Regions from separate parts of the Mus musculus genome. Here all the other regions are linked to region 1. A link is a loop called in an ENCODE intact Hi-C map of the cell type or tissue named here. Cell type or tissue: heart. All regions are shown on one strand. Links, peaks and the distances in the headings refer to the core of each region. The heading gives the core; the rest is flanking DNA. Region 1 holds the start of Fmnl2 (formin-like 2). Region 2 holds the start of Gm52511 (a long non-coding RNA gene). Region 3 overlaps Fmnl2 (formin-like 2). Region 4 overlaps Fmnl2 (formin-like 2). Region 5 overlaps Fmnl2 (formin-like 2). Region 6 has its middle 21 kb from the start of Stam2. Region 7 overlaps Fmnl2 (formin-like 2).

Region 1 (4,381 bases), core at 285-4,284:
ATTCTTAAAATGTGGATCCAGACTTCAATATTAGTTATTTATGAAAAGTTTTGAAATGTACGCCTTCTGATCTTAATTCAGTGGTTGGTCTGTGCTCTCTCCTCTCTTTTCCCCATTCAGATACAATAGTTTCTTAGATGTATACAACTTGTCCCATCTAAGCTGCTGGGTAAAGGGTGTGGCCACTGGGTAGATTTATATCCTCTGTGAAATAAGATGGTCTCCTGTCACTTTAATTTTTATTTACTCTACACCAAAGGTTTTAAGTATTCTGGAGCTGGAGGTTGAGAGGAATTGTTTTCCTAGCCTGAAACAGCTCGTTAATTATTTATGTAAGTCATACTTACAATGAGGCGTTTGTACACTTTTCTGCACAGTATAAATCTAGTTTTCCTCCTAAAATCCCTTGTGGCCTTTATTACATAAGAAAACGAACTAGATCTGGCGTGGTGGCACACACATCTGTCTATAAGCTCAGCACTCAGGAGGCTAAGGTAGCAAGTTTGAGGCCAGCTTGGGCACAGAGCAAGGCAGAGGTGGAAAGGGACCTCACAGTAGTAATGTCAACCTGGTTATCATTCCTCGAGAATGGAAAAAAAAAAATCAAACACACACACACACAGAGGCTCGCGTGTGTGTGTGTGTGTGTGTGTGTGTGTGTGTGTGTCCATCCATGTGTATAAGGCTATCTAACAAAATCTCCCTCCTAAATCTTGTCCTTCAAGCCTTATCTCCAAAATTACATATTCCTGATGCCTCCAGCAACTCCTGAAAACGAAAGAAAACCAACGTAGTAAACTCTGAGTAAACAGCCCGAGGGGGAAGGCACAGGCGGAATCAGCAGGGCGACTAACTAGCTAGCTGGGAGGGTTTCCTTTAAATTGTTTCAGGCAATAACAGCAAGTAGAGCTCAGATGAGAACCTAAACAGCAACAGTGAATCCCTATCTGCAAGGATGCCAAAAGCCTTGGAACTACTCAAAAAAGGTCAGCATATGTTGTGCTTTTGTTTCTTGTTTGAGAAACTCAGTATTCTCTTAAACAGCTTGCAAAACAATTGCTTCCAGCTAACAGCGGGCCACTCCATGGAGTGAAAGTAGCCACAGCAAACATCGGACACCCCCAAGGAGCCCAGGATTTACAATCATAAAAGCCTACAGACTCACTTTGTGACCCGCTAGACTCAATGGGAGCACAAATCCACCATTTTAATGAAGGGGCATTATTTTCCTAAAGATTAATTCATACCATGTGTTATTAATCAGCAGAGTAACTGAAAGCTCATGCAAAAAATGCTCTCCCAGTTGAGTAGAACTTAATTGCATTATTGTTATTAGCATGGCTGCGGCAACCTCCTTGTGCCACTGGCTGCCCAACCCCCCTCTCTCTCTCTCTCTCTCTCTCTCTCTCTCTCTCTCTCTCTCTCACACACACACACACACACACACACACACACACACACACAGACAGGCCGACAGACAGACAGATAACACCACACCACACGATGAAGGGTAAAAACAGAAAACCCAGAGCCAGAAAGTTGCAGCTATGTCTGTCAGGAACAGGTTTTTTTTGGTGTGTTTTGTTTGTTTGTCTGTTGTTTTGTTTTTGTTTTCAAGAAACACCGTTTGTCTCTGGAAAGACGGGTCAAGTGTGCACCAGACTGCCTTGAGAAGTAATTAAGCTTGGGCTGTTTCATTTCACAGCGTCCCATCTTGCATAACGTGGGAGCAGCTGTGGGAGATCACAGGCCATGCAAAGCAAAATAGGCAGCCACATCTTTTCCCCCCATGTTCACAGCAACTTCCAGGGGGCCTAAAAGGGCTGCAAAGAGCTGCAGCCTCCGTGCTCCCTGATCACACAGAGCCGACCTGCCATCCAGACAGAGCACGGTCCCAGTACCAAAGCAACCTCCTTTCAAGGGATGAAGAAAGGCAGCTTCAATGTCCCACTCAACATTCAAATCTCAGAAAACCAACTTTTGATCCAGGGCTTGAGACCTCTCCCAAAGTTCTTAAGTTACATGCCAAAATTCTCTCAGGTAGACACAGGAGTTGGCAGCTCCATCACAAGTTCCTCTGGCTCTGGCTGCCTTGTCTTGCATGGATTTAGAAAAAGGGGGAAGCAGAGTGTCAAGTCTCAGACCAGGAGTCCGCCCACCCCACCCCCCAGCCTCATTTCCTTCCCATCATCCCCTTAAGAGAAGGTGGAATCTTAAAACTTGAGAAACCAGGAACCAACTGCACTTGGGACGCTCTCTGGGGCAAGGGAAAAGGCGTCACACCCTTTTGAGCTCACAGCAAGGCAGACTCCGGGTGGGAAGAGCCCAGAAACTTAGTCCCAAAAGGAAACGGAGAGAGAGGATTCCAGTCTTTGATTGAGAAGCTGGAACGGGAAGGCTGAGTGATGCGGAATGCGGGAGGGAGCCATGGACTCGACTGAAGGAACTGGGGTCGTCCGTGAAGTCAGGACGGCTCTTAACACGTCCCAGCCAAACTGCACATTTTTGTGGTTTAAGATTTAAGACCAAAGGGAACACACTGAGGTTCTCCCCTGCCCGGGGCGCTTCTCCCCCACCCCCCGCCTTCCCCACCCGCGTCTGGGTTTCAGATGCCTCCCCCTCGCGGAGGGACCACGGCGCCACTCAGCTGCCGGCCTCCTCTTTCTCTTTCTGGGGAGCTGTCCATCTGCCCAGCCGCGAGGTCCACCCTCCAAGTTCGGCCGACCGAGTGCGGGCGCGGCGCCTGCGGCCAGCCACCTGCGCGCGTCTGCAGCAGACCCCGCAAGGCCCAGAGCTGCGCGTCCGGGGGATGCTACGCAGAGGGTCGGGGTCTGCCGGTTGCTTTTCATTCTTTAAACAAAAAGCTTTAGCGGCCCGTCCCTCACTCCTCCCCGGCCAGCCACCTTCCCTTCACACCCACTCTGCACCTCCCGGCACACGCGCTGCGAGGTGCTGCTCCCGCCAGACAATGGGTTCGTGGCCGCCGGGGTAGCCCGGCCCGAGCTCCTCTCCCCATCCGAGGACCCCTGGAGAGCGCAAGGACGGAGGCTGAGAGAAGCGAGGCTGGGAGCCCACAATGGGGAAGGTGTGAGCCTCGCCCTTGGGACCGGAGGAGCCGGGTCATCTGCGCCGCCTGCCCCACGGGGGCCCCGCGCCCGGCCGCAGCGGACTCACTCACCAGCACGATGGCAAAGCGCTCCTCCAGTTCACCTGGCTCGGGCATCGGCAGCTTCAATGGCACGTTGTGCGCCTTGAAATCGGTCTGCTGCGAGTCCATGCTCCCCGCGTTGCCCATGTCGGCTGCGTGCCGGAGCCCCGGCTGGCTCCGGGCCCCTTGCGTCCGCGTCCAAAATGCCCACAGCCCCGGGCGCTTGGCTCCCGCCCTCCGCCGCGTCCCGGTTAGTGCTCAGCGCACGCCGCTTCCTAGCAGAGCTCCGAACCCAGCCGGTCCCCGGCCGTCCTCATGCTCCCCGCCGCCCCGGCGCCGCCCCGGCCTCTCTGCCTCGCGAGGGGTCTGCAGGGCGCTGGGCGCCGATCCGCATGGTGCTCCCGCCGCCCCCGCCGGCACCCGCGGCCGCTTGCGCGCTCCTGCTCGTCCGCCTCTCGCCCCGGCCGCAGCGGCGCTGACACCTCAGCCCCGGCCCCACAGCGAGCGGACGTTCGCGCACGGCTGGCCGACACAATGCCCCCTCTCGGCCCCCGCCCCCGGCCCGGCTCCGCCCACCCGCCCCGCGGACTGCCGGGACGCGTAGTTTCGGCCCAAACCGGCCACGCGCAGAAACCGCGCGCGCTCCTGGAGGGCCGCGCTGTAGTTGGGGTGCTTGCAGCAAAAACAAGCTGGACGCCGTGAAAGGTGGCTTTAGTCACTTTTATCTCGACCTCCCTCACTCCGACAGTTTGAAGACCTGCCTCGCCTACGTAAAATCTGACACTTCAGCACGTTTGAAGAATGAGTGAATGACTCCAGTCAATCATGAAACGCGTGATTTAAGTTTCAGAAGAGTATAACCCTGTGAGAGAATCTAGTTGAATAGGAGACCCCCACCCCGGGTATTGGCAATGCCCAACTTCACGAACTACAGGTGGAGACGTGGTACGGGTTCTTCGGCATCTATGTTGCATGGTCTTTGATCTAACTGGATGTTTTATAAGCAAATGTGGGGTTTATAGTATGTGTGAGTTTTTACAAGAATTCAATCCACAATAGACAATTCAAAGAAAATAACTGTCAAAGACCTATGACGGGAGTTACGATTTCATAGGCTGAGACACTCAGCCCTGCAATGCTTTCAAATCTAGTAAGGAAGACAGTTTACACAAATAACTATTTTGCATGAGGGTGGTCGTTGACTGCACCCATCCTGCTTCCAAAGCAGATTTG
Region 2 (4,381 bases), core at 166-4,165, 150 kb before region 1:
ATTCTTTCACTACATGCAATCCACATGAACTCTTGTCTTGTCGCCAGTACCTTCACACTGCTATCAACTGCTGTAATTAATCTACAGTTATACTTAGGGCTTCCATTCTCGCATCAAGTGCTTTCCTTACTAAAACCATTTTAAAACAAAAATTGAGAGCAATGGCATGTACATATTTCTGAATATCTTATAAAGACATTAATATGGCTACAAAGCATCTATCATAGCTCTATATGTGGAGTTACAATTGCAGATTAATATTGCATGTAACACAGAGTGCAGTGAAGGTACCCAGGTGCATTCAGAAACAAATCAAATCATGCTGGGAAATACAGGATTTTCTGACCCCACACTCGTCCTGGGTACTTAGTAAAACTGGAACCCTGTAAAATATCCTCCTTTTCTCTCATACCCTCAGGGCTCCAAGTGAGAAACCTACAAGGCAATGTTGAAGGTGAGCAGTAGCATAGCACACTCTGCTTCATATTATCTAAGACAGTGGTGACCTCATCATCTCACGAAGGGAGCTCACGGTTACTAAGCGACAGGATTCTCTAATGGGAAATGTTCCATAGTGACCACTTAGAAGATAGAGAAGATGTGGGCTTTGTAAGTCATGCGGGAGAAAGGAAGGTGTGAACAAGACACATAGTTTATATAAACCCCAGAGCTCTCAGGTTAACAGGAAAATCACTTTCTAGGAACCTAGCAAAGGAACATTTTTAACTTTGTTGTTGTTGTTGAGGCCTGAAAGATACATAGGATAAAAATGCTTTCTGTACGAGCATGAGGGCCAGACGTCACCTCCCAGGTATCACATAAAAAGCCAAGCATAGCTGTCAATGGCTGTAACCCAAGCACTGAAGAACTGAGACAAACAGATCCAAGGAGATCCATAGCCACACATCACAGCCAAAAAGGCAAGCTCTGGTTCACTGAGAGACCCTTCTCAATGCAATAAGACAAAGAGCAATAGAGGAAGGCAACCAATGTTCTCCTTGGGCCTTTGCTTGTGAGTGTATAGGCATCTCTCTCTCTCTCTCTCTCTCTCTCTCTCTCTCTCACACACACACACACACACACACACACACACACATACCCCACACACACCCCACCCACAGAACACATATCACTTTGCACAACTAACCACAAACAAAAGTAATTTAGTTGTGGTTGAAAAGTAATTTGCTCTCCTAGCCAATTCCATGTTCCATGTAACTATAGTTACCTTGAACAACAAATCTTCAGAGCTTTCATCTTTGAAAAATGAAAGTCTGAACCCACTAAGCAACTCCCCATTTCCCTGTCCTCAAAAATCATAGCCTTTGCTACGAAGCAAGAGAATATGATGGGCTGCAGCCTGGAGCTTAAGCATTAAGAGTGAACTTCAGGAAGCAGTTGGCAGAAGGGTAAGTGTGCAGAACCAGCCTAGCTGGCTCCTAATCCTTACGCTGATGGTGATGAGGCACACAATCTGAATAGAAAGGCATATGAATAAACAGCCTAAAATTGAAAACTCCAGTAATTCAAAACGGAACCAAGGGTAACATCCAAAACAAAGCAAGCTGCACCATTAACTGTGACAGGACACAGCTAGAAATACACGTGCATATCATTAAGTGGAAGTATTTAGATTTCTTGTTTTTTCTTTTTTCTTTTTTTTTTTTTTTTTTTTTTTTTTTTTTTTTTGGTTTTTCAAGACAGGGTTTCTCTGTATAGCCCTGGCTGTCCTGGAACTCTCTCGGTAGACCAGGCTGGCCTCAAACTCAGAAATCCATCTGCCTCTCCCTCCCAAGTGCTGGGATTAAAGGCATGTGCCACCACTGCCCAGCCAGCCAATACTTAATAAGCAACAAATCAAAGTGCAAAAGGAAAAATGAGGGACCCTCAGTGGATAGGAGAAAGGGACAAAACACTAACGCAGCAGAGCACCTCAAAATAGCACAACTTCAGAGAAAAGACGGTTTCTTTCTAGGGATGGGGCATGGTCTGTAGGGAAAATAGCAATGGGATCCAATTCCACAAAGAGTTTTTACTAACCTATAGTAACTATATAATAATATGTAATATATAAACTATAAGTAGACTCTGTCTGCAGATGTAGCCATGAATCCACCACTCTTTGATAGTGTGACCTGGGGTAAATTACTAAAACTAAACCTGTTTCTCCTCTTGTGGCATGCAGATGTTCACAGTATGGCCATGAGGGTGACAGTGGTAATGGTAAATGACGCAGAGTTGCAGAGAAAGTAATCCAGGTGATAACGCATCCAAAATAACAGCAAAGCGCATGGGAACCACACCAGACCTCATTCATACTGCTGTTCCTTTAGCCAAATGCAAAGGTAAGGGAGGAGATAAGAGCTACAACTCACAGAGGGGACTAGATGGGTAGTCTAAGATTAGTTAGTGTGAACGCCAATCGCAAGATTCACAAGTTACACGGAGCAGAGACAAGTGACGGCTGAGGAAATGAATCCACAGGAAAGGGACGCCTCCGTAGAAGTACTGAGAACACAGAGGGCTGCTCCATCTCCCCTTATTCTTTCCTCCTTGTCATTTTCCCCTGCACTGTTATTGGGAGACCAGGCAGTAAGGCAGCAGTTCTCCTGTGTTCACAAGAGAACTGCAATGGGTGACCAGCAGGGGGTTGGCTGCCAGCTCAGCACATGGCGCCCTCTTCTGTTCAACTGAAAAGCCCCGGCTTCTGCGACCTATCTTCCTGACTCCCAGGCATCCTTGATTGTTAGGGAGCTAACCTAGAGGACACTGGGAAGAGAGTCAGCTCGCTTCCCTGTGCAGGACTCAGGCAGGCAGCCAGCCAAATGGGTCCCCGGAGGGAATCACTAGGGCCAGTGGTCTTTCATTATCACTGTTGCTTTATTTAATCATTGAAGGTATTGATGTCATTCCAGGGAGCCAGAGAAGCCCATGGGAGTGTAAATAAGTCTCTCTCTAATCTGGTTCCATCTATAAAACAAAACCTGACCGGAACCTTGTCCTTTGTAGGGAACAAGACACACCTCTGACCTCCCATTCCAATCTTAGATGCAATCTGTTTTCTTTGAGAGCTTGGCTTTCCGTGAGCACTGACTGAAATACGTACCCATTCACATGTCCAGACCCAAGCTGGGCTTGCAGCTTTTATACCTGTAACCCATCCTTTTGGGAAGATGAGGCAGGAGATCACTATAAGTAATGGTAAGCCTAAACTTATTTAGTGAGTTCTAGACCAACCTGGGCTACAGAGTGAGGTCCTGTCTCAAATAAAACAAAATGGTACAGAGCTGGAAAGACAAGCTTGTGGCCCCCTAGTCCTAGCCCTGCCGTCCTTTTCAGGTGACCAGGGGAACTCATCAGGACCATGTAAATGCTTGGTAGCAGCTGACGGAGACATCATCGTTAATGCCGGACCTAGTGTGCAGATGCCAACTTTGCTGACAAAAGTGGATAACGCACTGGGAACCATGGGTGAAGCTGAATGGGAGGGCTAGTCTCCACAGAAGAATATTGCTGGCATGATGGTCACTGAGGGCACATTCCCCTCACACTGGCTCCGTCTTCCTCATTCCACCAGCTCAGGTGAGTCAATGGTCCGAAAGATGCCAAAACCACACAATCCTGCTCTGGCTATACTCCCAACTGAAATATAGGTTGCTGTCACAGTCAGGCTCGTGATGTCTGGTGCTTTGGCATGCTCTGGGGTTCACACAACCCCTTCACCTCGTTTGCAAACGGCTGTGCCAGAACTGTCTGCATGAACGCACTCACACAAGGCCACACAAGAGATGCACGAAATGCCTTCATGGGCAGCCTTTGGACAACAGGAGGCTAGACATTCACAGGCACTTTGCTTAGGAACACAGATCAAATTTAGGAAGTAGAAGTCAGAAGATCAAGAGTTCGAGGCCAGCCTCAGCTAACCAATATGTCTTAAAACACAAACACCTGAATCAAAACCCAGAGAAAGGCTTACTTTTTACATAATATCAACTTCCTATGACACAAAATTATGTTGTAAAAATATCTTGATATTTGAATATAAGTTCAAACTAACTATAAAACAAATGAGACACACTCAGGCACAATCAAACCGTAGGATCTCCTCTCTCTCACCTGATAATATACAGCAGTGTATTTTCACTGTCCCTTCCCCTAAAATCCTGGCCCTGCTCTGCCCTATTTGGAAGCTTAGGACCCTTAGTCTCCATAGCTTTGCATAGCCATGGCTTCCCTCAAAATCTTACACCTCATTACAAAGATAATCGTGGGGGAAAAAAACAGTTTAAGACTACAGTCAAGGAAGGGCATGACTTATGACACAAAAGAACAATTATGCTTTTGTCTTAAAAATAAGCACAACTGGGGCTGGAGAGATGGC
Region 3 (4,381 bases), core at 240-4,239, 100 kb before region 1:
TGAAATACGATTTATTGGAGTAATAAGAACTATGGACAAAGAGTATGATAGGACTACATCTTATTGATGTTCACTGTTTTATAACGAATACAGGATAATAAAAATGAACAGTAGAACTATAATACTTAATCTTTTTTAAAACTTCTTTTTTTTTTGAGATAGTAATATAATTACACCACTTCCCCTTCCCTCTCCTTCCTGCGAGCCCTCCTATATACCTCCTCCCCCTGCTCTCTTTCAGATTCATGACCTCTTTTTCATTATTGGTGGGGCAGGGTTCCAAATTTCTTCCCCCAAGAATATCAACCTCCTACTCCCCACAACCTGCGACTGATGCTTTTCATGACAAGATGGCTAGGCAGACAGATGAGAGTGAAGGCCTTGATCTGGGGATAGTATCTTGGATTACTCAATTGGTCCTAGCCTAGCTGTGTTGTAGCCTCAGAGGTAGAGCATCTTTTCAGGCTATGTATGGCCAAAGAACCAGAGATCTGGAGGCCCTGGATGATTTCAGCATCAACAGAAAGGACCCTTGACTGTAAGAGGTGAGAACAAAGCTTCCCTCTGACTACGCCCAGGATTCATGGAAAGAGAATTTGATTACAATGGTCAGATGCTCAGGAGATCGTTTTTAGGGAGATCAGATGGAAAACCTCTAGGATGTCCTTGTCCCAAAGGCACTTCTGCACTCAGGTGCGTCACTGTGTGTATGTCCCCTTAGCTCTGGAACTCTTGAGGCCATCCATAGTCCAGTAAAGCCAACTGTAGCATAAGAGACAGCCACAGAGCTGTCAGGCAGGCTCCTGGACAGACACCTTCTCCTAGTTTTCTGGTGATCTGTTTGGTTAGCTCCATCCCTTCCTTAAAAGGCCTTCTACTTCCTTGCACATTTGCTGTGTCTCAGCTGCCTGGCTCCTTTTGCCTTTTAAGTAGCTAGCTCCAACCCAGCACTTCTGAGAGCACTTCCTCTTCTGCTCCCCCCGTTCCCTGTTTTCTGGCCCTTCGGCTGCTGAATTTTCCCTCACCATCCAGCCCAATTCTCCTTTCTCTTCCTTCCACACAAAAAGACAGCTGGCCTCTTGGGCCCAGGATCCTGTGTTCAGTAAAAGCTCTGAGACAGCCTTTCCTGTGAGCAAGTTTCTTGTCACATCTGGACTTCAAAGAAAGGTATTTGGAGGCAGCAAACCATATAGACTCTACAAATAAGGTCCTGGCTTCTCCAGGCATCAGAGCACACCACTGAGGCAGTGAGTGCACTGCCCTTTGGGGCCATTGCCCTTGGCCCTCTCTCTAATCCACTCAACAGCAGCAACAGCCACTCTGGGCCCTACAAGTTCCTATGATTCAGGGGTCCTTAGAAACAAAGAGCTTGAAGATAATAAAGAGCTCCTGGAAACCAACCCCAGAAGGCTACATTCTAGGGAAGTAGAAGAGTTAAGGGAATTTAGTCAACACATCCCTAAATCTTAGTGGGAGATGAAGCCATCCAATGCTTTTCTAATATCCTTCTTGTCACCAACGATCTGCCTGGGGAGTTTAACAGCTCTTCCTCAACTGCTTACACTTTCTTGGGCTTCCTTGTGGAATGGGTCCAGATGCCTGGGCAAGCTTCTTGTCACATCTGGACTTCTAAGAAAGGTATCTGGAGGCAGCAACACTGCAGACTTACTGTAAATAAGACTCTGACTTCTCCAGGCATCAGAACACATCTCAACTGTCACACCCATCCAAGAGCTATTTCCAGCTTGTGGTGTGAGGATTTTCACTCGTTTCCAGAAACTACTGGTAAGTACACAGACTGAGACATGCTACTGCAGAAAAAACGATGAACAGAAGGAAAAACATCCATCTTTATCACTTTATTACATTTCCCAACTGTGCTTATGTGTATATACACACACATAATACTAACCTTTTATTTACTCTGCAACAGACCATCTAAACTACTTAAACTACCAAAAGTGTGTATCATTTCATTATCTTACTTTTTCTTGTTTTTTAAACCTTGTTCTCTGCTACACAGGAGGAGCACATTAAGGACATACTGTTTCCAGTGAGGTCTGCCTTTCTGGTAAGCAGACTCTCTCTCCCTTTTGGCTCTCTGCTCACAAGGCACAGCAGATACAGCTTGCAGAACAGAACACACCTTCCATGGGGCTCTAACAGGGTCAATAGTGTAGCTTTTAACCCCCTTTCCCCCAACTCACCTGCTCACCTTCCCAGAAAGCTACTAACTCAGAAGGCAACCAGGAGTTAAAGTTTAGCTGCTTTTTGTTTCTTCTAGGAAGAGATAAAGGAGGCAGAAGGTGGGAGACAGAGGGGAGGGAAGAAGAAGAAAACAAACACCTCCCTAATCCACATACTGGCCAGACATCCCCTCTCCCCTCACCCCCCAAGCACCTGAGCTGAGCATTTTGCTCTCTTCTAGGCCATCAATCTCACACACCTAGCTCCTTTAAACACATGAACTTATGTCTTAGTCCATGGTTCCTAATTAGGGAACCTGTCAATCATCACACCAGGTCAGCAGCTTCCCCAGTCCACTCCCGACCTTTCAGCCACGGTTCCCTCTAACGCAGCACCACGCAGAGCCTAAACTGGTTTACTCTCGGACTGTGAAGCTGAAGAACCAATCATTGCATGAGATTAACCAGTCACTGCGGTCCTCCTGGCTGGGCGCCACCTCCTCCTGTGGCTTCAGACAAAGAGAGGCCAGGAAGCCTCCTCCACTGCGGGGAGGGAGGTTCAGTCTTCCCCTACCCAGCCCTTCTATGAGAGGGACGAACATCCCAATAGACTTTACGGGAACCATCTGGGCATCACATTTGTCCCATTATAAAACATTTTATTTTCCCCGTAAGGAGAGAGGTGGGGCGCAAGCACAAGATTCCTTGCTTAACCACATTCATTTGTTTATAAATAAGATTTGACTCCTTCAACATTCTGTGGAGTGGATGGTTTATGCTAGGAAAAAAAAAAAAAAAAATAGTGGCAGTAGCCCGGCTTAGCTTCCAGTGGGGCTTCCTGGAAACAAGATTTGTGTGAAAGGGAACAGGGCAAGCTTTGCTCTGAAATGCTAATAAAGGCAGGAGATGGCAGGAGCCTTGCCTTTTGCACAGCCTCTCCAAGTTACATCTTATAATCCTGAAACTAGCGTAAAGAGAAGTCCCTCAGACTTCCCTCCTGTGGCCCCCTCAGCCTTGCTGGGAACAGGGAGAGGGCAAAGAGTCTAATGTCTCTAGTGACCAAAGCAACAACTGTAGCCACTTTGGAATGAAACGAGGGAAGGGAGCCATACAATTAGGTCAGGGTGGCTTTGGGTATTGTGCCACACAGGCACACAAATTAATCTCTCCAGTTGCTGAAGGTCAATGCCAGGGAACACACTGGTCAGAGTCCTCTGGGGTCTGCGTAGTGGGGTTGGGGGTTGGAACCCCTCTTATCCACATGTGATCCTTTCGCTCCTGCCCCAATTCTATGGCCAACTTAGCTCATAAAGCCCTAGTTTATCAATATGGTGAGGTCACATTCCTCCCCAAACCAAGCGTCGAGCCTGTGAACCACAGTGGCAGATGGCTGAGCTTCTGTATATGTCTGTACTGCTACTGGAGGGCTAATGCACCCTATTTATTTATTCCGACAGCTCACTGTGAGGACACCGGGGACCTTTGACTCTGTCATCTCAAAAGCACAGAATCCTCTGTCTCAGTCTCCTTGTCCCTGAGCTTTGCAGGTGTCAGTACCACATTCACCAGGTACTAATTAAACACATGAACATGCACAAAGCTTTAGATCACAGCAAGCATAAGCATGGGACACAAACTTCACAACTGTGAGAGAGCTGAGCTCAAGATACACACCCAGCATATTTTGGAACAATGCATTAAATTCCTTAAGCAAAACAAAGGACCACAAGTTCAAACTTAGCAGCTCCAACAGAACACAGGGGAAGGTCCAGCGTGTTAGCAGTTCCCTGAGCCTGGGGTTTCCAACCTTTATTTTATTATTTTTTAAAGCCCTGGAATGTCTTGTTCACGGCTTACAAGACAGCAGGAGAGAGTTCATGATAGGTAAGGCTATGGAAAGGACTCAGCGGCTGAGTGGCCAGCCACACTCTGGAAGTAAAGTAAAGGTCACACTGCACAGGTACAAGATTCTGTCCGATTTCTAAAGATCATCTTGAAGGACGGAGTGGTTGAGCCAGAGGCTGCTGGTGAGATTTTGGGGAGTGGAGAGAACAGTGAAACCCTACCAGTGGAAAGGAGAAAGTCAGGCAGCAGGAGACCTAGCAGAGGAGAGCTGGCTGCAAGTGACATGCACCTACAACTGTGGGAGCGCCTATGTGTCCTGCAGATACCAACACCAATCATGCCTTTCTAAA
Region 4 (4,381 bases), core at 134-4,133, 220 kb before region 1:
AGTGCCATTAGAATTGGAGTTACACGTGGTTATGAGCTTCCATGCAGTTGCTGGAAACGGAAGCCTAAGTACTCTGCTATAAGAGCAGCAAGTGCTCTTCATCACTTAGACACTGCCCCCTCACAACCCCCGAATCCATGTGCTTTTAAAATGATGCCTGCCACTGACACCTTCATCACAATTGAAGTGCTGAGTTAGACTCTCCAGAGACAAGTGTTTTCCAAAGGCACAATTCCCTACTGGAGACTCCGCTCTTTCCTCTAGTGGGGCCACACAGTGATCCTCATTCTTCAGCAACAGTTTTTTTAGGGCAGTTACAAATAAATGATAAGTAGTGATCAGAATCCTGTAAACTCTGCTCTTCAGCTTGGTAAACATTAACCATGTTAAGACTCGGGTCCCTAAAGAGTGAGAGCTATTTGCCTGCTTTCTCCAGGGTCACTCCAGGTCCAGGAACCTCCACTAAAGATTCACTTCAGACTCTTGTCTGATGCTACCTGATGGTTTCTTTCTAAAACCATAAATGATGGAATTGGATGAATATAGGAAACATCTGAATTTCAGAATTTAGAATATAGGAGATATCTAAATTCCTGACCACATTCTCACTATCTGTAAAATGGGGAGATATTTTTCCCAATTAGCCATGGATTCTTACTTACATTGTCAGTCTCTGTTCCTGAAATTTTCTCCACCAAATCAAGTTCTTTTCTTTTCTTCTTCATTTCTTTTTTAAATAATCCAGTTCAAAAGACACCTCCTTTCTCATTGGATCACTACGAATTGCTCAGTCTACCATGAAATTTACTAGTAATTTAAGAGTCTACCTTATCTGTAGCCTTTCCTATTATGTTTGCTCTGTAATAGGAAAATATAGGAACATATATGCAAAGTGCCTGGAGTATAAGAGCATGTCCTGGGAGACTGTATACAAACCCAGAGGGAAGTGGATTAGAATGAGGGCAGGCCCACTTACACTGAGGCCTCCTCTTCACACCTTACTCACACTTGGGAATTAGCAATACGCATTAGCCTGGGGGCGTTAACTAAATATATAACCAAATGTTTGTACAGAAAACATTCTAGTATTTTCTCTACTTTAAACCATACATATAAAATTCATATACAAGACCAGATTTATTGATACTTATAATATGAGAGATGGAACAGAATCAACAACTGTGTGCATGTCTTTTTTCTAAATATTACTCTTCATTATTATGAAAGAAACCATAAAACAAAATCCTTACATATTTACTATGGACTTCACATACAAACATGTTTATGCTTTATAAATGTTTCAATTCCAACTGAAACTTAAGCTTGACTCTCAGAAAGTCAAGTTCAATAAGTACCTAGAATTTGGAGTTAAATTATAATGAGGAGTTAGAACTAACTAATATTCTGTACATTTGCAAACTGTCTCTCTTACTGTTGATCCTGGTATACATTTACTCTACTAAATCTCATTGCAGCCAGTTCTACCTTTAGCATATCAAGGAAACTAATATAGAGCACCTACCATGCCTTTTATTATCTGTCAAATGCCCCAGTCCCAATAACCATAATCACCAATAACACTACTCAACAACTCCCCAGACATTTTCATGACCTCCAAGTTTGTTTAATAGTTCTTAAGGAAAGGGTGGTAAGGACAAATAGTGAACAAAAGATAACCAGGCATCTCTAGGAACGAAAACTAGATGCATAAACTGTAAGAGATGGTCTAATTCCACAACAGAAACCAACATACACTGATATTACCAGGACGGTCATGGCCAATCTTGCCATTTGTATTTTAGGGTTTAATTGTTATTCAAACAGTATCTTTGTACAATTATACACATATTAACACACACACATATAAATATATAAAAAATGTGATTTCTCTTACCCTTCCTCCCAGTTAACATGTCTAAGCATCCCAGAATTATGGTAGAGCTAGGACTGAACCTTACCAGTTAACGTAACTCTTAGCACTAGACTCTCAAACCATTAAAAACAACTGGCAGCCTACAGTTTGGTGACACTTAAAAAAGTCTTTTATTTTCACATGATAGAAAATACCTGTTAGAATAAATTTGAAAGGCAAGGTCTCAGGACGAAAATTATATTTTCTTTTGAGGGAAGGTCTCATGTAGTCTAGGCTAGCTGAAGGCTCACTCTGAAGCTTCAAATGACTTGCTTCCATTCCCCAAGTGCTAGAATTATAGGTATGCACTGTCATATCCAGCAACAAGAAAAGGTTTGCTTTGTTTGTTTGGTTTGGTTTTACTGGTTTTTTTTTTTTTTTAGGAAACACTTCTTTTTTTAAAAAAAAAAGGTTTATTTATTATGTATACAATGTTCTGCCTGCATGTATGGCTGTACACCAGAAGAGGGCACCAGACCTCATTTTAAGCATGGTCGTGGGCCACCCCATATTTGCTAGAAATTGAACTCAGCTCCTCTGGAAGTGTGGCCAGGGCTCTTAACCTCTGAGCCATCTCTTCAGCAACAAGACAAGGGTTGTTTTAAAAATATTTATGATACAAATCAGTGTAGAATGAAGAAGTGAGGGGGTGGGCACAGAAGAAAGCAAGGTGACCCTAAAACAGATATTTAATGTGACCCTGCATAAATCTGTGCTGGACATGACTACCAAATTCTGATGAGGGGCTGAAAACCCCCATTTTTCATGTTTCCCAGAGTGGATACTACCAAAACTACAATAGCTTGGACTTTAATATCACACACACACACACACACACACACACACACACACACACACACACACACACGGCTTTGAAATCATGAAGACTGTGTGTGTTATTAGCCATGTCCCTTTTCACAATCACTCCCCACTTTCTCTTCTTGGGCTCAAGTAACCATATATGTGTGTATGTACATATACAGACACAAACATGTGTGTGTGTGTGTGTGTGTGTATAATAAACTCACACATGCCACTGTTCTCCTGCTCTTTTAAACCTCAGAACACACAAATGTCAATGAGTCAGTTCTGAAGGAAAGTTCCAGGCTTGCAGACCAGCGCCCAAGCCTATACGAGACACTGCACGTCTCCAGCAGAACTCAGCTCTCGCGGCTTCTCTCAGGGCAGTCTTTCAAGAATATAAAATGAGGACACATGTGCCAACTGCTTCCCAGTTGCCAGAGGGCATGGGTTTAGAAGGGCTATTTTTCTGTGAATAAAAATACAAAGGAGGCAACACCCTGCTTTTTAAGTGGCTGCTCCATTAAGAAAATGAACTCCTCTTTGTATAGAATCATAGTCAGGCTAGGAAGGGGTCTGCACTAAAGACAGAATGAGCAAAAGTGCCTCCATCACTGCAAGCTAGCCAGGTCACTTGGTAACTGGCTGTGCCTCTGAGTACCTTGATCCTCTCTGCTTTCTCTTCTCTCTTTAATTATTTTTCTTTTCATTCCCCCAGACACACAGAGAACGAAGGTCCTGCAGACTTTAGGGCTGGCTATCAGTGTAGGAAGAGACCAAGGATTCCGAAACATCAGTGGTGGATACTGGAACAAGCCACAGAGGCCAACTCACACCTGGCTCCATCAGAGTGATCTCATGCTGGGTCCACTGCCAAGGGGCTTTCTATTCATTTCTTTACTACTGGAGGCTGATTAAAGACCCAGTGACTGGGGAGCACAATTCTTTTGCAGCCCCCTCATGTTGAGGCTTTGGAAAATGAGGACTGAGTGTTATTAGCCACGCCCCTTTCATGAGCACTCCGCACTCTCTCTTCTCAGGCATGGGGCAACTTCACCAAAAGACAATCTTAATATGAAATGGCATTCTTAATTCTCTTTACCTGTAGGTTGGCAAATTATGTATTCCTTGCACTAGGGAATCCGTGTCCCCACCTTGGTACTGTTACCGTATGTGGTACAAGGTATTTAATGGACTTGAATAAGTAAGTGAAGGAGTTTGAGATCAGGAGATTATTTGGATTAATAGGATGATGTATCGAGGTTCCTTAAATAAAGGAAGCTAAAGAATCCGAAAATCAGGTAACAGAGAAAGAAAGAGGCAGGTACTATGAACCAAGGGATACAGAAGGAAAAAGCAAAGTGACAAGGTTTCCTCTGGACTTTGTAGAATACACATGGGTTGTTTTGTACTTTGATATGTAAAACCATAACATACAAAAACAAACAAACAAAAACACAAAGGATGTTTTAAAGTCTGTACCCATCTATTGCAGTAACTATCACCTGAGGCGGGCATAGAGGCACACCCCTATAATCACAGAACCCAGGTGGCTAAGACAAGAAATGTTAAGCTCAAGGCCAGCCTGGAATACCTAACAAGTTGGAGGCCATGTGTGAAAATTAATGATAATAATCAACAATGGTGGTGATACCTAACTGATTCTTA
Region 5 (4,381 bases), core at 294-4,293, 84 kb before region 1:
AGAGGACTACATGACTGGCCATTTGTTGAGCACCTATTAATAACGTCCAAGAACAGGAAATAATAGTAATTTTTAAATTACCAGGCTGTGATAGACTGTATAAGATCTCTTCCTCAGGCCTCATGCTATGCTAGCAGGTCTGATTAGATAAGATCTGCCCTTGCACAGTACAGCAGAGGCATAACTCAAAGCTGCCTGACTGTGAAGCCCATGCCCTTGTCTGCTAGGCAGCCTGAAAACTCCTTTAAAGGCCAGATCGAAGCGAAGAGATCCTGTCAGTTTCTCCTGTATCATACGCTGTTAGAACTCAACTCTAACACTATTGTGGAACACAGCCAGTGTCACGACACTCATCTTCTTTTTGTTTTTTGTTTTTTGTTTTTTGTTTTTGTTTTTGTTTTTGTTTTTGTTTTTGTTTTTGTTTTTTGAGACAGGGTTTCTCTGTATAGCCCTAGCTGTCCTGGAACTCACTTCGTAGACCAGGTTGGCCTCGAACTCAGAAATCTGCCTGCCTCTGCCTCCCGAGCGCTGAAATTAAAGGCGTGCACCACCACGCCCGGCTCACAACACTCATCTTTAAAATTTGTTACAGTCCCAAAGAAAGCTACACTCTAAACTGGAAGCCCTCTTCGATATTTAATCTGCAGAAGGGACGACCACAAAGTTAAATTTACCCATAACATATGACAAAAGGTCCACCAGCAATGGCTGGGAAGTTTATCTTCAGAAGAAACTTGCCTTCCTCTGGGCTAAAGGTCATGCAAGGTACAAATTTAGAGCTTTTGACACAGCCATCTGCTGAAGCATCTGGAGACAAAGGGAGGAGACAGGAAAGGAACAAGAGGCAGCCAAATCCCTCAGATTGATCTCTCTCTCTCTCTCTCTCTCTCTCTCTCTCTCTTGTGTGTGTGTGTGTGTGTGTGTGTGTGTGTGTGTGTGTTCTGGTGTATCTTTAAAACAATACTGAAGGATAGGATGGGTGTATCTGATCAAGAAAGCTGCCGTAATTCTCACAATGCTTCCACTCCACTTTAAAATATTGCAAAATCAGAATGATTACATCATGATGTCAGGCTTTAACATGCTCAGTGGATGCAGGCAGTGTGAGAGCAAACTGGGAATGAAAACTGAGTCATCTGAGATTTCAGAAAGTCCCAGTTCACGAAGAGCGAGCACTTTCAATATGTGGGCTCCCTTTTCCTCTTACACGGACGTTAGCCAAATGCCAGCAACAGGGAGAAAGCACAGTCCATAAAGTGTTACATGCATATCAATACACAGAAAGCAGAGAAGGAGACTCATTCTCAAATTACTCAGGACACTCATATTTAATCCTTAGTTTCATGCAATAATAAATAATACAAAATTAGAACCCTTGAATAAAAAAAAAAGGAAAGGAAAGGAAATGTTGTATTTAATGTTGAAGTCACTGAGGTTCAAAATTAAGGAATTAAAAAGCATGCAGTTCCTCTGCCATAGCAGCTAGGATAGAGCACATGTATCTCATACGATGGTCCAAAGAATAGTCATCACTCTCCACCGGCCAAAGCTAAGCCTATTGGGTCACCTGTGTGCATGCAGCAGGATGGTAGACAAAACACATTTTCCATTTTGGGTTAGGTCGGTAAGGGATCCTAGAGTAACTCTACAGTGCTTACCGATCTTCCCAGACAAACCCTACAACAGCCCACAAGCCCTATAAAGTAAGGGTTATTTTCTCCACTTCTTGAGGAAACCAGAAAAACACTAACATTCAAGGAGAATGATTTAAGACAGCAGTTCCGAAAGGCAACTGCTTTTTCCTTCATGTAACAAAGAAAATAAAAATAGACTTTCGAATGACTGTTATTTCCCCTAGTCTTACAAACAGCACGCTGAGCATTTCTGTAGTTATTAGAGAGGCAAGCTCAGGCTCTTTACCCAAGGAGCCATCTCCTTTCCCAGAATACAGCTTTGAAATCACCGGGACAAGAAACATACGACACAAGAAACCAAATGTTTCTAAAAGGAGAAGAAAACTATTGCTGAACCTTAAGAAGCAGTTAGACAAGCCGGGCAGTGGTGGCGCACGCCTTTAATCCCAGCACTTGGGAGGCAGAGGCAGGCAGATTTCTGAGTTCGAGGCCAGCCTGGTCTACAAAGTGAGTTCCAGGACAGCCAGGGCTATACAGAGAAACCCTGTCTTGAAAAATAAAAACAACAACAAAGAAGCAGTTAGACATAGCTCTGTGATCCTCTAAACTTCAAATTAAACCCACACTATGTTAGGACAGCTGGGCCCTTTATTTCCATAGTAAGTTTATATATAACTTATTATACAATGTGACCTACTTACTTGGTCTGTTCTTCACTGCCACAACTAGTTCACCATTGCCTTCCACAACACAACATATAGAATCCTACACACAGCCATCACTTAAAACATTTTTGGAGTGACTTTGATCCACTAGTGTTCTAGCTTGCCTTCTGTGATGTGATAAACACCATGGCCAAAAGCAACTTGGGAAGGAGAAGGGCTTTTCCGCTTACAGGTTACAGTACATTATTGAGAGAAGGTAGGACAGGAGCTTGAGAAACCAATGGAATCTTGTTCCCAGGTTCACATCCAGGGACATTTCTTACACAGCCCAGACCCACTTGCCTAGAGATGGTGCGACCCAGAGTGGGCTGTTCCCCCCACCCCCGCAGCAATTAGCAATCAAGAAAATGGCCCCACAAGCCAATCTGATGGCAGCAATCCCTCAGGTGAAGTTCTCTCTGCCTAGGAGTAGCAAGCTGATAGCCAATGTTAGTCACTACAATGGCAAACCGCTCCCTAAATTTAACCAAAGCTGGCTCTAAAGAGAAGCATGAATATTCTCATTGACTGTTATCACTATTGCTTCTTAAAAGGGAAATTTAATAACATCCAGGATCCTTTTAAGAAAAGGACAGAAAAAGAAACGGTTTCCCTTATATATTCATAAGTTAAAAGGGTAAGGCGCATGAAGCAACACATTGGGTGTGATCTCATTTTGTCTTCTTTCAAAAGTGGTGTCTGCCCTGGAAATGGGACCAGAATCTATGAGAAGTAAGTGGATGAGATTGCACAAACTGTAACCCAAGCATCGGCCACATAGCCGACAGGAACCCTGCACAGAAAATTCTGGAAATTTCCAAACAAAAAGCTAAACTTCAAGAGATACTTTAATAACACTGGGGAAAGAAACTAGTTTGAAGAGGAAGTAGTCTCAGTACCTTTTGAAGCCCTTTCACATCACATGTTATTTTGAAAGTTTGGAAACTTCGTCTCCAATATAAGATATTTTGTTGCTGCTTTTTTTTTTTTTTTTAAGAAAACAATTATAGAAAGAGAAACTTTCAAGAAGTAACTTTTCGGCCAGGCAGTAGTGGCGCAAGCCTTTAATCCCAGCACTTGGGAGGCAGAGGCAGGTGGATTTCCAGAAACCCTGTCTCAAAAAAACAAAAACAAACAAGCAAAAAAACCCAAAAAACAAACAAAAAAAACCAACAACAACAAAAATAAAAACCAAGAATATAACTTTTCTCTGCTCTTCCTGCCATCTGACTCCCTAGTTCTCCACAGTACCTTTTAGGAGAGAGAGGCTAGAGTGCCAGTTCTCTTTGTGCTTGTTTTAGGGACTGCTGTCAATCATTTCTAGTTCCCAACCACCTGGCCAAAGCAGGAGAAATAAAGCAGGTGGATACAATCCTTGCCTAGCACAGGTAAGCGGAGGGCTGTAATTCAAAACTCCAGGCTTGCTATCACTAAGGACCTGGTAGGGCAGAGACTGGAAGGCAAAGCAGGAGGCATGCCTGTGTGCCTGATGGTTTATTTCCTCAGATGTATCAGTTGTGCTTAAAAGGACTGCTATTACAAATTCCTTCTAGGTTTCGTTCCTTTTTTAAAGATCATATATAAAGAAGGCACTGGATCCCACTACAGATGGTTGTGAGCCACCATGTGGTTTCTGGGAATTGAAGTCAGGACGTCTGGAAGAGCAGTCAGTGCTCTCAGCCGCTGAGCCATATCTCCAGCCCTCCTTCTAGGCTTCTTAAAAACCATTATCTGGCATGAACAGGTGATGGACTTGACCTTAAAGTATACATTCTTATGGTAGCTCAATTTAAAATCAGGAATTAGATATGAAAAACTTTTCTAAAACTATCCATTTTAAGTAAAATGCATTGTTGCTTTTTTAGGCCTCTTTGTATTTATGGTGTAGAAATACACCCTCATTTCAGTTGTCCATCTGGTCTTTACTAATTAAACCAGAAACACTATTTTCACCTATGATCAAAAGAAAACATTTTGGATCAAAGGTCAGTGATTAGACTTCCTGTGACTTGATGGAGATAAATTTAAAATCATACACAAAAA
Region 6 (4,381 bases), core at 148-4,147, 96 kb after region 1:
AACATCTGTGGTAGTTGAATAAGCATGTCCTCCATAGGCTCATATATTTGAATACTTCGTTTTCGGGAGTGGCAGTATTTAGAAGGATTAGGAGGCGTGGCCTTGTGGGAGGAAGTGTGTCACAGGGGGTGGGCTCTGAGGCTATAGAAACCAGGCCCAGTGGCTCCTTCCCTACCCACTTCCTGTTGTCTGTGAATCCGGATGTAAAACTCTGCAGCGCCACATCTGCCTGTGTACTTTCAGGTTGTCCTCCATGCTGATGCTGACTAAACCTCTGGGACTCCAAAGCCAGCCCCAATTACATGTCTTCCTTTCTAGAATTGCTGTGGTCATGGTGTCTCTTCTCAGCAATAGAACACCAACTAAGATAGCATAAAAAAGATTGTTCACCATGATCAAGTTGATTTTTTATCTCAGAGATGGACATATGGCTCAATAGATGTAAATCAACAAATGCTGCAAACTTCACCAAATGAACTCAAAGACAGGAATCACATGATCATCTAAGTAGAAACGGAACAGGCTTTTGAAGAAATCCAGTGTTGCTTCTTGTTAAAAGTCCCAAAGCTCAGGGCATGGTGAAGCATGCCTTTAACTCCAGCATGGCTGGCAAAAATCCGAGTTAGCGGCCAAGCTGATGTACATGTGGCAAGATTCAGGACAGCCAGAGCTAAAAAAACCCTGACTCAAAAAAAAAAAAAAAAAAAAAAAAAGTCTTAAGAAACTCAGAATAGAAGGACCACATCTCGATATAATGAAAGCTATATATGACAAACCTATAGCCATCATTTTCTAAAATGAGGGGGAAATCACTGTATTTCCATTTATTGTGATAAAGATAAGAATGTTCATCTTCTTAACTCTTGTTCGATATACTACTGGAAGTTTTAGCCAGAGCAATCATGCAGGGGAAGCAAGCAAAAAAGATGCAGGCAGGAAAAGAAGAAGCCAACACACATCTCTAGTGCAGATGATATAACTTTGTATGGAAGAGACCCAACATGCAAGAGTCCCTAAAGACTCCACCAGAAAATTTCCAAAGATTATTTGAGAATGTCATACATATATACAATGTATTTTGATCATATCTACCCCCATATTCCCACTCCTGATCCCAACTTCAACTTCATCACCTCCTCCCCCCGCCCCCACAGTAAAATAACTCACAGAGTCCCGAGTCTAATTAGCACTAATCATAGGCATATGGGTGTGGGCCACTTACTGGAACATGGACAATTTATCAGTGGCAGTGGTACCCCAAATGGAGGAGGTGTCTCCTTTCCTCAGCAGCCATCAGCAGCCTACAAACCACTCAGCCAGGAGTTTAGCCATTTGAGTCTCTCCCACTCGTCCAAGCTGGAATCCTCGCTGGTCTGGTGCCGGTAACCAACCGCAGCTCCTGGGTAAAACGGTCATGTCATGTCCAAAGGTTGCGTTTTACAGCACCCCTTCCAATCCTCTGGCTCTTACACGATTTCCCTTTTCCTGTGACATGCGCCGAGCCTTAGCCGCGCACATCTACGGATATGAACATACCAAGAAGGCAGTTTAACAACACGATCATTAGGCAAAACAGCAATAATCCGTTCCAGTACACTGCTCTTAAGATTTTGGTCTCAGGGGAAAAAAAAAAAATCTTTTTAATGAATTTTTAATTGAGCTTAAAAAAAATGTGATCTCAATAACTCTTTTTGTTCCCAAGAATTACTGAATCTTTACATTTGAAACTAAAGTGGAGAAATGTCAAAAATATTTACATACTGATTCATTAAAAAGTAATTAGCACATTATATGTCACCATAATAAATTTTTATAAAAAATTCAAAATTAAACAAATTTAGTACAAAAAAAAAAGTCATCTTACTTTTTTTTTTTTTTTTTTTTTGAGAAATTTCACATCTGGCTTAATGGAAAACAGCTGCATTCTGAAGACTTCATTTGCATCCAATATGTGGCAAACGTGTTATTTTGGTTCAAGCAAATGAGGGAAATCTAGCCTTTCGCAAATATGTAGTTGGAAATAAAGAAGTGCTTAAAAACCTTTACAGAAAACTAGAAATACAATTGGCAGGGTTTCAACGGTAAACAGCAGAGAGGAATCTGAAACCGTATCAGGAACTGGAGAGACGCCTGAGCCTTTGAGAGCACTCCACTGCTTGGGTGTGTGTGCGCCTTTAACTCCCGCAGGGAAACCCAGGTTAGCCTACTCTCCATGGAGAGCTCCGCAGCCAAAGAGACATAGTCAGACTCCGTCTCAAATAAGGAAAGAGAAAACATCAAAAGATCAGAGGATGCAAGTTTGGTCTCAGCACCCACGTGGCTAAGTCCAGTTCCAGGGATCAGACGCCCTCTTCTGGCGACCTCAGGTACTGTACTCCTGTGCACAAATCCACCTCACCCCACTCACACACACATAATACACATAATTAAAAATAAGATAGAGATGTGTTTCAGACCCGTATCAATGGTCTTTTCATACCGTGTCACGAAAACTCATCTGGCTTCTTTTGCTTTCTGAGAGGATCTGCTTTCAGGAACTCCAAGAATCACTGTTCTTTGGAAACCTTCTGTATTTTTCGGTTGTGAAATGTACTTGGAAATTTATTTTTATTCAGGCAGGGCAAGTGCAGCTAATCACGAGATGTTCGCCACTGAAAAGCCAATGTGCACCTGTGAACTCCACTTTCTCAGGAAGTCGAGGCAGAATTGCCGCAGCTCAGAAACTGAAGCCAACTTGGTTTTTTAAAAGGGGAAGGGGTGGAGGAGAAGAGGAAGATGGAGAGGGGAAGGGAAAGTTTATTTTTTACAGCTCGAAAGAAGAAAGGCAGTTTAGTTCAATATAAGGCTAGGTGGTCAGCCCCGGGGAATTTAGGTGGAGGGAAGGTGGCAGACAGGGCCTTGCCTGGACTTAAGACTGGCTTTTTTGCATCAGAGGTATGAATATAGGAGTGTTGTCTGCTCTCTTTAGGAACTGGACACTTCTACAAAGGACAGCCCCCGCCACCCCCCCCCCCCCTGGAGTGACAAGGCTGCAACTTATCAAAACACCATGTAATATAGAAAATGAAAACCATGATTAATAGACTCCTCAAGTTGGCTTCATTGCTTTCTCATAATATACCAGAGACATTTCTCTTTCCATTTTCATAATTGTTAATCCTTATATTTATTTTATCCCTTTGAACTTTTATTGCCCATCGAAAACTGAGCTCCAAGCTCCTCTGTATTTTGAAGACTTTCCTAATGATAATCATATATTGCTTTGCATCACTACTCAAATTGTCTCATGTGGTTATTTAACGTTTCATGGATAAGCTATGTCTCTCCGACTAGACAATGTCTTGAGATCAGCAACCTCATGGCATACTGTTCAATACTGCTGAGATCTTCCGGAGGGTCTCTCTTTATTGGGTAAACCTTCAGCCATTGCGTAGGAACACACCCCTAGCTTTCTTGCTCTGTCTAGCTGGGCCGTTCCCATCTCTCTGGATCTTTACTTACTTGGTTGCCTCTGTGGTCTTTCCCTTTGGACTAGATAGGTGTTTATCATTGCGCCTCTGGTGATGCCCTTGCCTCCACATGTATTCTGAGTTGTTCCTCAATTTTCCTTTGGGTTGTAGGAACAGTTAGATAGATACAGAGTCTGTTATTGTGGACCTTGTACAAATTTGTGTGGCATTGTGGCTCCAAAGTCTATTCTATCACAGTTTCCAATGCTTTGAAAATTCTCATTCATGGTGGTGTCATTGAAGTAACACTTTAAAGATTTGTGATTATTATTTTTTGATTGTATATATAAGTGTGTGTATGTGGGTATGTGCATGTGAGTGCAACTCCTGAAGAGGCCAAAAGAGGGAGCTATAGCCTCTGCTGCTGAAGTTACAGGCAGTTGCGAGGGCCTGACTGAGGGCACTGGAAATCAAACTCGGGTCCAGTTACAAGAGCAGTTCATACTCTTAACCCCTGAGCCATCTCTGTACAGCCCAAATAATCAAAACTTTAAAGAGCATCCTCAGATTTTTTTTTCTGCATCCGTGCATTGTAGTAACTTTAAGATAACTCATCGACATATCTAAACAGCCTGTTTTCATTGTCTATCACACCCTCTAAGTCTTTGCCTAAAAGAAACTTGAGGACCGGAGCTAGAGAAAGTATCCAAGGAGCTAAAGAGATCTGCAACCCTGTAGGTGCAACAACATTTTGAACTAACCAGTACCCCGGAGCTCTTGACTCTAGCTGCATATGCATCAAAAGATGACCTAGAGGTTGGTGAGATGGCTCAGCAGGTAAGAGCACCCAACTGCTCTTCCGAAGGTCCGGAGTTCAAATCCCAGCAACCACATGGTGGCTCACAACCGTCCGTGACGAGATCTGACTCCCT
Region 7 (4,381 bases), core at 295-4,294, 130 kb before region 1:
AAAACCAAGTCAACCATGTTTGCGCAAGTCAACAACTGCTTTTCATCAGCGACTGTGTACTTGAGAAGCTAGAGAGATGGCTCAGCAATTGAGAGCACCTCCTGCCCTTGCAGAAGACTGGGGTTCAGTTCCCAGCACCAACACTATAGTTCTCACCCATCTATAACTGCAGTTCTAGGCTATCTCATGCCCTTTCTGGCCTCCACGAATGCCAGGCATGCACACGGTACACATAGCGTAAAGATGTCCATTAAAGATGCACATACTATATTGGTTCAGCATCCTTCCGTTGTGCTAGAGTTTGCTTTGTTGTTACTGTTGGCTTGGGGATTTTTGTTTTGCTTTTGAGCCAGGGTCTCATGAGGCTTAGGCTGGCCTCAAATTCCATATGTAGCCAAACATGATCTGGAGCTGATCCTTCCGCCTCTCCCTCTCAAGACCTGGATCACTAGTGTGCCAACATGTGACCAAGAAAGCTAGATTTCTAACACAGTCAATTCTTTTCATTGCTTTGCCTTTTGGGGTGTGTCATTATTATTGCCTGAAGAGTTGGTATAAATTTGATTTGGATTGGTTTGGTTTGGTTTGGTTTGGTTTGGTTTGGTTTGGTTTGATTTGGATTGGTTTGGTTTGGTTTGGTTTGGTTTGGTTTGGTTTGGATTGGTTTGGATTGGTTTGGATTGGTTTGGTTTGGTTTGGTTTGGTTTGGTTTGGTTTGGTTTGGTTTAGATAGGGCTCCACTACGTATCCCAGGTTGGCCTCAAAGCTTCCAACAGAAGCTTCTTGCTGCTCAGCCTCATAGGTGCTGGGATTAGAAAAGAAATCTAGGGTGCTGGAGAGGCGGCTCTGTGGTTAAGCGCACTGACTGCTCTCCTGAAGGTCCTGAGTTCAAATCCCAGCAACCACATGATGGCTCACAACCATCCATAATGAGATCTGACACCCTCTTCTGCTGTGTCTGAAGACAGCTACAGTGTACTTACATATAATAATTAAAAATCTTTTAAAAAGAAAAAAATAAAAGGAATCTATGCAGTTCTGTATCTATCCATATTCAATTTAAAACCATTTTAACAAGAAAATAGAGGCACAGCACACAATACTGACTTAACTTCAAGGAAACCAAGTTACTAAGGTAAAATCGTGGGTGTGAATTTAGGAGACTGAGCCTTCTCATGGCCAACCTAACTAATAACTCCGGCTGGTAAAGAGAACAAGTGCTCCCAGCCAATTCACACCCAATGTCCTCTCAGGAAACCGAGCCAGGAAGGAAGAGCATCAAAAAGCCACAGATCCCGCTGACAGTGTTTACCTGACCCAGGCTGCGATCCTAATACCCCACCCCACCCCTCCAACCCCCCCACCATGGCTCCCTGACCCTGGAATAACTAACTGTGCAGCAACACTTCACAGAGCAGTTCATATTAGGATGAAAAGGACAACCATAACCCTAGCAAACTCCTTCCTGAAACCAGGAAGTTTCCTCTGCCAGATGTTCATTTTCATTTGGCTTCTCTCCACATAACAATAGAGTGGGGCAGAGAACATTAAGCAAGCCAGTGATTCTCAGCCATGCCAGAGAGCATCCCAGGAAGGTACCCATAAGAGCAAACTCCCTTAGCCTCCACCAACAGCACCAGCAGGAGGGTGAAGCTGGCCAGGGGTTGAAGGGGGTAAAACTGGCAATGGAGCAGCTTTACCAGCCTCCTTAACAGCAGCCCAGCCGTGCTGAGAAAACCATCCTGATGAGCGGAACAAAAACAACACAGCTCTGAAGACGGCCGCTCTCTGTTTGTGATACGGCCAGATGTTACTTGGCCGGCTACCCAGCAGATCTGCTTTTCGGTCCCCACCCAGCTATATTTGTCCTTTTTTCAATCAGGCATCCTGTTCACACACTAGTCTATAAACAACTTTCCTGGAGTCTAAGTATTTTCATGTTGGTTAACATGCCTTTCATCCCTATGAACTGTTTCCTGGAAATGGACTGCCAGCCAATATGGAGGACAAAGCTATATAGACGGTTCCCAACTTCAAACCATGGCTCACCACTGAAAAAAGGGCTCACAGGATACACATGCAGCAAAGCTGTTAGATGCTTGGCTCACATACAACACCAAAAAGGTCAGTTCCCAGGCCAAAGACTTCCGGGAAAGTTTATATTCAGGCATATCATAAACTGTGGCAGGAAATTCAAATCTTCACTCCCTGCCTGAACACAGTGTACTGAGATTTGAGTAAAATACTATATATACCTTGTCTTACTAGGATGACTATTGATGTGATGAAACACCATGATCAAAAGCAGTTTGGGGAGGGAAGGATTTATTCAGCTTACACTTCCACAGCACTGTTCATCACTGAAGGAAGTCAGGGAAGTCACCTCTATGTTCCTAATTCTCTTTTAATTATCCACATCTGTTTCTCACCCCTACCATCCTTGAGGCTGTAGAGCATCAGCTCTACTTATTTTGGCCTTTCTTCCCTCTGATATGTGATAAGGCTGGCCGAGCTAACAGTTTCTTTGATGGACACACCAGCCAACGATGGCTCCTCCCTGAAATGCAGACTCAGTGACATCGAACGGACATGAAGACAAAACTGCCAATCATGCTGGAGCCCCAGTCTGGGAGTGAAAAAGGTTTATCCCAAGGGGCATTTCCCCTTTTTTTTTTTTTTTTTTTTTAAGATTTATTTGTTTTATGTATGTGAGTACACTGTAGCTGTCTTCAGACACACCAGAAGAGGGCATCAGACCCCATTGCATATGGTTGTGAGCCACCATGTGGTTGCTGGGAATTGAACTCAGGACCTCTGGAAGAACAGCCAATGCTCTTAACCACTAAACCATCTCTCCAGACTAGAAAGGCATTTCCTATTTAGTGTACCATCCCCCTTTCCATTCTGTGTTCACAGCCAGGAGTTATTTTTTTCATGGCTGCCCACTTGCCTATCTCTTTAATCCCAATTCCTTCTACCACAAAGAAGGTTCTGCTATTTCTCTAAGAGTTTAGAAAACTTGTCCAAGAACACTAAGCAACTAGCAGTTCTTCACACAGGAGGGTTAAGCAGGCTGTGCCCAGATTCCATAGGTATCTCTTCCATCCCAGTGACTGGTTACACATATGCCTAAGTAGAAAATATTCAGCTGCACTTAGAGACTCTAACTGTTTCTTCTCAGGTAGCCTCACCTCCTATGGGAAGAACTCTCCTATTGGCTAGAAGCTTACTCCTTGCATGGCACCTAAACCGGAAGGGAGAGAAATAAATACGCTGTGTAAATGCATGTGCCCTATACAAAGGCACGACAATGTCCAAGATCCCTCTCCCCAGTCCTACCTCAGACTAACCAGCCACAACTACACACTATTTCAAACCAATCAAATGTAACCATCAGGTCCAATGCAACTATTAGTTTCAAAGGCAAATTATAAAAGGCCAAATAACGCTGCGAAAATTTTATACATATCAGCACTTATACACTCAAATATAGATGTATAACCTGAATCCAATGAAGCTAATCAATGAAGAAATTATCTGATTGTTATCAGGATAATTAATATATCCTGCATAACCAATACATCTTGGGGGGAGGGGGAAGCAAATATTGCCCGTGTGACTGTGGTTTCAAAGCCAATAAAATGTGAGGCTTTAGCAGTTAAAAGAATGTTAACTTACAGCTTGCCAGCTCTAAGGATTCTTCAACAGCCTGATCTCCTTAACTGTCACCTAATAAGATAACACATGTTCCTAACCCGTGGCTGGCTCTTTACAGAGGCCTGACCACGGGGACTGTTTCATCTCCAAAGTGTGAAATTTACTTTAACAACCCAAATCACAAACCCCAACAATGGCGGAGGGGCCATTCCTCTCACAGGACTAAAATGAAACACTTCTGCACACATGTAGACAATAGATTTCTAAGAGAAATAATTCCTCTAAAAGATTTGTATTTCAAGCCCCTAAGAATTGAGAGTATAATGCATTTGCTATGACCTGGATCTAGTTTTGGCTTTGGTTTGGTTTGGTTTTTGGTTTTTGTTGTTGTTGTTGTTTGTTTGTTTGTTTGTTTTTGCTTGTTTTCACATCTCTCGTGTTTTCTTCAGGTTTTTCATGTACTTTTAAGATTTGTTTCCTCTCCAGGCGTGGTGGTACATGCCTTTAATCCTAGCACTTGGGAGGCAGAGGTAGGCAGATTTCTGAGTTTGAGGCCAGCCTGCTCTACAAAGTGAGTTCCAAGACAGCCAGGGCTACACAGAGAAACCCTGTCTCGAAAAAAAAAAAAAAAAAGATTTGTTTCCTATCATCATAGCTTAGCTAGGTCAAGAAAAGAATTCAGAAGAAAAAATATTAAAAATAACTGGTTCCACCCTTATTTAAG

What was found. Peaks named below come from ENCODE experiments on the same cell type or tissue, not always from the same donor. Only the 100,000 strongest peaks of a DNase experiment are listed, where the experiment ranks them.
Region 2: a loop joins it to region 1, with 7 times the contacts of the local background. A loop is called at or near these places in 8 of 42 quality-filtered maps.
Region 3: it touches region 1 in a loop (4-fold over the local background); 4 of 42 quality-filtered maps call a loop at or near these places.
Region 4: a loop joins it to region 1, with 4 times the contacts of the local background. A loop is called at or near these places in 15 of 42 quality-filtered maps.
Region 5: it touches region 1 in a loop (2.1-fold over the local background); 6 of 42 quality-filtered maps call a loop at or near these places.
Region 6: it touches region 1 in a loop (2.8-fold over the local background); 16 of 42 quality-filtered maps call a loop at or near these places.
Region 7: it touches region 1 in a loop (4-fold over the local background); 11 of 42 quality-filtered maps call a loop at or near these places.

Annotation. Positions count from the first base shown.
Region 1 is chr2:52,857,057-52,861,437 of GRCm38, reverse strand. It overlaps Fmnl2 (formin-like 2), which reads right to left and starts at 3,570. Exons shown (of 27, transcript NM_172409.2): 1 at 3,179-3,570. The coding sequence starts at 3,295. In heart, for the core only: CTCF peaks have their summits at 2,636 and 3,766; DNase peaks (open chromatin) are centred at 1,747, 2,347, 2,847, 3,687 and 1 weaker place; H3K4me3 peaks cover 2,517 bases; H3K27ac peaks cover 1,959 bases.
Region 2 is chr2:53,005,685-53,010,065 of GRCm38, reverse strand. The region is part of intron 1 of Fmnl2 (formin-like 2); the gene reads right to left. It overlaps Gm52511 (a long non-coding RNA gene), which reads left to right and starts at 1,261. Exons shown (of 3, transcript XR_003953831.1): 1 at 1,261-1,409; 2 at 2,186-2,345; 3 at 3,340-4,381. In heart, for the core only: a CTCF peak has its summit at 2,656 (motif pointing left); a DNase peak (open chromatin) is centred at 2,755.
Region 3 is chr2:52,957,453-52,961,833 of GRCm38, reverse strand. All of the region lies in intron 1 of Fmnl2 (formin-like 2), which reads right to left. Among named protein-coding and RNA genes, the nearest start is that of Gm52511, 49 kb to the left of the region's middle. In heart, for the core only: no CTCF peak of the experiment used is centred there; DNase peaks (open chromatin) are centred at 923 and 2,673; H3K4me3 peaks cover 665 bases; H3K27ac peaks cover 1,597 bases.
Region 4 is chr2:53,081,435-53,085,815 of GRCm38, reverse strand. All of the region lies in intron 9 of Fmnl2 (formin-like 2), which reads right to left. Among named protein-coding and RNA genes, the nearest start is that of Gm52511, 75 kb to the right of the region's middle. In heart, for the core only: a CTCF peak has its summit at 2,373 (motif pointing right); no DNase peak of the experiment used is centred there.
Region 5 is chr2:52,940,589-52,944,969 of GRCm38, reverse strand. The region is part of intron 1 of Fmnl2 (formin-like 2); the gene reads right to left. Among named protein-coding and RNA genes, the nearest start is that of Gm52511, 66 kb to the left of the region's middle. In heart, for the core only: no CTCF peak of the experiment used is centred there; no DNase peak of the experiment used is centred there; H3K27ac peaks cover 464 bases.
Region 6 is chr2:52,761,111-52,765,491 of GRCm38, reverse strand. No RefSeq gene overlaps it. Among named protein-coding and RNA genes, the nearest start is that of Stam2, 21 kb to the right of the region's middle. In heart, for the core only: a CTCF peak has its summit at 2,356 (motif pointing left); a DNase peak (open chromatin) is centred at 2,331; H3K4me3 peaks cover 334 bases.
Region 7 is chr2:52,988,872-52,993,252 of GRCm38, reverse strand. All of the region lies in intron 1 of Fmnl2 (formin-like 2), which reads right to left. Among named protein-coding and RNA genes, the nearest start is that of Gm52511, 18 kb to the left of the region's middle. In heart, for the core only: a CTCF peak has its summit at 2,742 (motif pointing right); DNase peaks (open chromatin) are centred at 1,272 and 1,782.